Linked DNA regions of Homo sapiens: region 2 is linked to region 1. Evidence: chromatin contacts called from ENCODE Hi-C or POLR2A ChIA-PET data. All regions are on one chromosome and are shown on one strand. The core of a region is the stretch at or near the end of the contact, and the rest is flanking DNA. Distances in the headings are between cores, read along the strand shown. Region 1 holds the start of FKBPL (FKBP prolyl isomerase like). Region 2 holds the start of ZBTB9 (zinc finger and BTB domain containing 9).

Region 1 (3,031 bases), core at 17-2,516:
GACAGTTCGTTCTGGAGGGCCAGGTGGGGGTAAAGTCAGGAGCAGCCGAAGAGCCCGTCCATAGCATCGGGCAGCTCCTTCAGGGTTCCCAGCTCGAAATAGTTCTGTGCCCCTTGCACGTTCTTCCCTGGCCAGGGCTTCCTTCTCGCTAGTCTCCAGCTCCCAGGAGTCTCGGCCTTGAGTGAAGGATGCCAGTGTGAGCCTGACAGGAGGTCCAGAGTGCCCAGGCAGCTGAAGCTCTGCTTCCTCACCTTGACACATGGACTCCAAGCATTTCTCTATGAGCTCCCCCCAAGTTTCCTCCCTCCATGGCCCTACGCCCATAGTTAGCTCTGTCCAGCCCTCTGGCGGCCCTGATCCGAAAGGAAACCCCAAAGCCAGTACCCGGCAGCAGGAGCCTAGTTTGGGTTTGTCCAAGCCATGGCCACGGATTACGATCTTCTTGACAAAGCTCCCATCGGGGCAGTACCAGAGATCAGAAGCTTGAAGGGCCTCTGGCATCTGACTGGTTGATCCATGAGACTTATGAGAGTCTCCTTCAAGTTCAGCAACCAGTTTTTCAGCTCCTTGAGTATGCTCTAGAATTTGGCTGGCTGGATCTGGGCTTACTTCCAGCTCAAGCGTTTCGGTAGGAGGGTCTCGGGGCTGCTGCCTAATCTGAATAACTGAATCAAGGTTCTCCCGAAGGTTCTTTTCCCACTCTTGTTGCGGCTGAGAGGTGTCCTTTTCTCCAATTGTATTGACTGGTGGCGTCTCCATATGGATGCTTAGTCCCTTCCACGGTGAGTGAACAGTTTTGGTCAGAAAGGGATGAACCAGGTTCAGGTCAGCACCTGAAAAGAAAACCAAACAATGCTAATAGCAGGGTTCTTATTTAGACTCCTTTCTCGTCCTTTCCCATTCTTCTGAGACCCAGGCCCCTAGTCCTGAAAGTCCCCAGTTTTGCTTTCCTCCAAAAATCTGCTCCAGCTTCCCCGTTCCACCCACATATAATTTAGAACTATAAATTCCACAATTCCCTGCGGTTAAGGTAGCCGCGCCAACTACGGACACCCGGTCGGGTCAATAAGTACCTGCGCGGCCAAAGTGCCTAGCATGGTGACAGGAGGAGCCGGGCCATTCGAATCACCTCTCCTTCCAAAGCTAAATGGCTACTGAATGCTGCCCTCGGAGCCTTGCCCCACGCGGAGAGGGCAGCCGGAGAGGGGCGCGGTGCGGGAGGCGGGGGTAGGGGGCGGAACAACTGGGAAAGATACTGACAACTAACCCTGGAGCCCGCGAGACTCCGAATCTAGTCAAATTCCTGGCAGCCAATCGGGAGAAGGGAGGAATCTGGTTAGCCCGCCTATTGAACGTGACATCATTTCCTCCGCAACCATGAAGCTCCAGGCCTTAGCAACTGAACTAGGCCAGAGCAACCGAACTAGGCAGAATCGAACAGAATTTGGCGCGGTCGGGCTGGCCAGGCTGCTCAAGAGTCAAAGTGGGCCAACATGGTGAGACCCTGTCTCTACTAAAAATACAAAAATTAGTAGGTCATGGTGGCGCGCGCCTGTAATCCCAACTACTCGGAAGGCTGAAACAGGAGAATCGCTTGAACCCGGGAGACAGACGTTGCAGTGAGCCGAGATCACACCATTGCACTCCAGCCTGGGCGACAGAGCGAGACTAGAGACTCCGTCTCAAACAAAAAAAAAAAAAAAAAAAAAAAAAAAAGGTGGGCCGGGCGCGGTGGCTCACGCCTGTAATCCCAGCACTTTGGGAGGTTGAGGTCAGGAGTTCAAGACCAGCCTGGCCAACATGGTGAAACCCCGTCTCTACTAAAAATGCAAAAATAGCTCGGCGTGATGGCGGGCGCCTATATCCCAGCTACCCAGGAGGCTGAGGCAGGAGAATGGCTTACCTGGGAAGCGGAGGTTGCAGTGAGCCGAGATCGCGCCATTGCACTCCAGCTTTGGCAACTGAGACTCTGGGAGGCTGAGGTGGGCGGATCACGAGGTCAGGTGATCGAGACCATCCTGGCAACATGGTGAAATCTCGTCTCTACTAAAAATACAAAAAGTTAGCTGGGCATGGTGGCGTGTGCCTGTAATCCCAGCTACTTGGGAGGCTGAGGTGGGAGAATCGCTTGAACCAGGGAGTCGGAGGTTGCAGTGAGCCGAGATGGTGCCACTGCAATCCAGCCTGGCGACAGAGCAAGATTCCCGCCTCAAAAATAAATAAATAAATAAATAAAAAGCCGGGCATCGCGCACGCCTGTAATCCCAGCAATTTGGGAGGCCGAGGCGGCGGGGGGGGGCGGGGCGGGGGGAGGGGGCGGGGCGGCGGGGGGATCACTTGAGGTCAGGGGTTCGAGACCAGCCTGGACAACATGGTGAAACCCCGTCTCTACTAAAAATACAAAAAATTAGCTGGGCGTGGTGGCGGGCACCTATAGTCCCAGCTACCCGGGAGGCTGAGGCAGGAGAATGGCATGAACCCGGAAGGCGGAGCTTGCGGTGAGCCAAGATCGTGCCACTGCGCTCCAGCCTGGGCGACAGCGCAAGACTCCGTCTCAAACAAACAAACAAACAAACAAAAAGTCAAAGTGTAGAGAAGTCCTGGAATGGAGACTGGGGGCGGATGACAATAGAGTGGAGAATGGCAGAGGTCGTGGTAAATGATAGTGGCAGCAGCCTTTTATCTGGAGACTTCAGGCCCTCCTATGCTAACTATCTTTATGTTCAGAGCTCATTCAGTACAGGGTGTTCTCCAGGATAAAACCTCGGGACTCTCTCTCCAACCGGCCCTGTCCCTTGGGTGACTACCTGAGGCTTCTCTTTACCTTTCCTTTCACATCCATCATTGCCTTTCAAGTCCTCCTTCATCAAGAAATCTTAGTGCTTTTCAAACATAAGTGTGCATACATATCACCTAGGGAACTTGTTAAGTTGCAGATTATGATTTAGGAAGTCTGTTGTGGGGCCTGTGATTCTGCATTTCAATAAGCTGGTTAATGCAGATGCTGCTGGTTCATAAACCGTATGTTTTT
Region 2 (3,392 bases), core at 207-2,706, 1.3 Mb after region 1:
TGTCCCCTACCCAGCCTTGCCCCCTTCATCCTTTTGCGTTTGGTATTGAGACTCTCCTAGACTCTACTCCTCTTTCTTTTGTATGGACAGTTCCCCTTCAGTCCCATCCCCCTACACATACACCCAGCCGGGGCCAAATTTATACTTATATAAAAGTTGTAAATATGTGAAATTTTATCCCTGTGCCCTTTCCCCACCTCAGGCCCTACCCCTGGACCCTCCCCAACCTTCCTTCTCTCTTCTTTGGCTGTTGTAATTATCTGGGGTTTGTACTGTACATATCCGGGGTGTGTGTGTGTGGGCTGGGGGCAACCCTTCTGTACAGAGCTTCCTGGCCCCCTCCCCCCCCGCCCCTCTGCTTCCCTCCCCACCCACCACCTCAAGGGTAGGGAGTTGCTCTTCCTACCTGTTTTATTTTGTTTTCTCGTTCTCCCTCCCCACCCCACTCCCAGCCTTATCTATCCCCCCTCACTGTCCCCTTTTCTCCACTCCCAGCCCCATTTCCTTTTTTTCTGGAGTGTGTGGTGAAACAGAAAAAAACATGTTTAATAAACGGAGATTGTTCTTTTATCGCTGTGCCGACTTTCTTAGGCAGGGCTCTCCAGACCTGTACGGTGGTAAGATCTGCTTTCTGAAAGGAAGCTGACAGCCTGAGAGGAAAACCGTATATCCCCACCTGATGCCACACTCTCCTCATAGAATGTCACTCTCCCCTCCCAATGAGATTTTTTATATTTTAGAGCAGGAGTTTTGCACCGGCCAAACTTCTCCAATCTAACTCTCCCCTCACCACTGTGTCACTTAGTCCGAGGCCAGGAACAGCGGCGTTATCTGATAAAAGAGTTCATGTATATATCCACATTTATCTCTTTTAAAAATTACCTAGAAATAAGGTTTCTTTAATTGCTGGTTAAAATGCTCCCGTGCAGAAAACAGGAAAGAACCTGCCTGGTTCCTTAGCAAATCTGAGTTCCAGTCCCAGGTCCACTACTATTAGCTGAGTGACGCTTCCAGCCCGTTTCCCCCGCCTGGAAACTGAGGACGGCAACCCCCACCCTCGCAGGGCCGGTGGGAAGACACAAAGTGATGTGGGCAAGTGCCAGGCCCACATGGTAAGTACCCAACTAATCTCGCCCCTCTCAGGACCTACCGGGGGCGGGTGCTACACTTAATCACCGGGAAACGCAGCTTTCCGGGGCGGCTGACGGCCCACCCCCTCCGACCGGGCTGTTCTCTCCCGGGCCCTGCCTCTCGGTCCTCTGCAGCGGGGAGGACTTCAGCAGCTCCCCGGGACGCCCGTTGCGAGGACACCCTGGGCCTGTGCCCTCCTACTAGCACCGCCCTCCTCGTCTGCAGTAGCCAATCAACACGAGGCTTGTAGGCTGCCGTTCCTCGATTGGCTACGGCTCTAGCTCCGCCCGCCGCACTTGGCGACGGTGTCCGGCGGGGAGGCGGCGGCTTCCGGTCTGGGACGGAGCTGTAGCGGCACTGTAACTGCGAGGGCAGCGCCGCGTGTGTAACGGCGGGGGCGTGTCGGCGGGAAGGACAATCGGGCCGGGACTCGCGGTGTCCGGGTGACCGCGGCTTCCCGGGAGCAGACCTCTGTGGGCACTGTGAGGCGGAACGGAGCGGCGGGGCAGGAGCTGTTCTGGGCAGGTGAAGGCAGGCTGGTGGCTGAAGGACCTCCTTCTTATCTTCCACAGGGGCTGGAAGTTAAAACCCCTGTTGGTGTTTAGTGGTGGTGGTTGTTGTTGTTGTTTGTTTTTGCTTTCTTGGTGTGCGGGACTGATTTGCAGAAACCGCCACTGACTTAAAAGTTTCCAGTTATTGCTCGTGGGGAGGGGGTTGTTTGAGAAGATGTGGCTCCCTTTATCCAGGGCTTCTGTGACCTCCATCTTTTTCCTCTGCAGCCTTCATCCCGCGTGGAGTCTACCCCCAAGCCCTTCTCCTCTTCCCAATTCTTGTCACCTTCGAGGAGGCCATGGAAACCCCAACACCTTTGCCGCCTGTACCCGCCTCCCCGACCTGCAACCCAGCCCCACGGACAATCCAGATCGAGTTCCCACAGCATAGCTCGTCTCTGCTGGAATCTCTGAACCGCCACAGGCTAGAGGGAAAGTTCTGTGATGTGTCCCTCCTGGTGCAGGGCCGGGAACTTAGGGCTCATAAAGCAGTGTTAGCTGCTGCCTCTCCTTACTTCCATGACAAGCTGCTTCTGGGGGATGCGCCTCGTCTCACTCTACCGAGTGTCATTGAAGCCGATGCCTTCGAGGGGCTGCTCCAGCTCATTTATTCAGGGCGTCTCCGCCTGCCACTGGATGCTCTTCCTGCTCATCTCCTTGTGGCCAGTGGCCTTCAAATGTGGCAGGTAGTAGATCAGTGCTCAGAAATTCTTAGAGAATTAGAAACTTCAGGTGGTGGAATTTCAGCCCGTGGAGGAAACTCCTACCATGCCCTTCTTTCCACTACATCCTCTACAGGAGGCTGGTGCATTCGCTCTTCGCCTTTCCAGACCCCAGTACAGTCCTCTGCTTCTACTGAAAGCCCTGCTTCCACTGAGAGCCCTGTGGGAGGGGAGGGAAGTGAACTGGGAGAAGTGCTGCAAATTCAGGTGGAAGAAGAAGAGGAGGAGGAGGAAGATGATGATGATGAGGACCAGGGGTCAGCCACACTCTCTCAGACTCCTCAGCCCCAGAGAGTATCAGGGGTTTTTCCCCGTCCTCATGGACCCCACCCACTGCCCATGACTGCTACTCCCCGAAAGCTTCCAGAGGGTGAGAGTGCACCACTTGAGCTTCCTGCCCCTCCTGCACTGCCCCCCAAAATCTTCTACATTAAGCAGGAACCCTTCGAGCCTAAGGAGGAGATATCAGGAAGCGGAACTCAGCCTGGAGGAGCAAAGGAGGAAACCAAAGTGTTTTCTGGAGGGGACACTGAAGGGAATGGGGAGCTAGGGTTCTTGTTGCCTTCAGGGCCAGGGCCAACATCTGGGGGAGGGGGTCCATCCTGGAAACCAGTGGATCTTCATGGGAATGAAATCCTGTCAGGGGGTGGAGGACCTGGGGGAGCAGGCCAGGCCGTGCATGGGCCTGTGAAGCTAGGGGGGACACCCCCTGCAGATGGAAAACGCTTTGGTTGCCTGTGTGGGAAGCGGTTTGCAGTGAAGCCAAAGCGTGACCGGCACATCATGCTGACCTTCAGCCTTCGGCCTTTTGGCTGTGGCATCTGCAACAAGCGCTTCAAGCTGAAGCACCATCTGACAGAGCACATGAAGACCCATGCTGGAGCCCTGCATGCCTGTCCCCACTGTGGCCGTCGGTTCCGAGTCCATGCCTGTTTTCTCCGCCACCGGGACCTATGCAAGGGCCAGGGCTGGGCCACTGCCCACTGGA

The links. Hi-C counts contacts between places; a loop is a spot of excess contacts on that map. ChIA-PET counts read pairs that join two places held with the same protein, here RNA polymerase II (POLR2A). Pooled maps may share reads with other maps.
Region 2: a loop to region 1 is called in a pooled map, with 10 times the contacts of the local background. The contact joins the promoter of ZBTB9 here to the promoter of FKBPL in region 1. A Hi-C loop is called at or near these places in 2 of 50 pooled maps. POLR2A ChIA-PET finds 5 or more read pairs at or near these places in 2 of 52 experiments (H1 and activated CD4-positive, alpha-beta T cell).

The regions. Positions count from the first base shown.
Region 1 is chr6:32,129,022-32,132,052 of GRCh38, forward strand. FKBPL (FKBP prolyl isomerase like) reads right to left here and starts at 1,267. Exons shown (of 2, transcript NM_022110.4): 1 at 1,074-1,267; 2 at 1-833. The coding sequence starts at 759. RefSeq lists a cis regulatory region at 2,484-2,931 and a silencer at 2,647-2,855.
Region 2 is chr6:33,453,120-33,456,511 of GRCh38, forward strand. ZBTB9 (zinc finger and BTB domain containing 9) reads left to right here and starts at 1,457. Exons shown (of 2, transcript NM_152735.4): 1 at 1,457-1,656; 2 at 1,911-3,392. The coding sequence starts at 1,982. It overlaps SYNGAP1 (synaptic Ras GTPase activating protein 1), which reads left to right. Exons shown (of 19, transcript NM_006772.3): 19 at 1-570. It overlaps SYNGAP1-AS1 (SYNGAP1 antisense RNA 1), which reads right to left and starts at 1,286. Exons shown (of 3, transcript NR_174954.1): 1 at 1,151-1,286.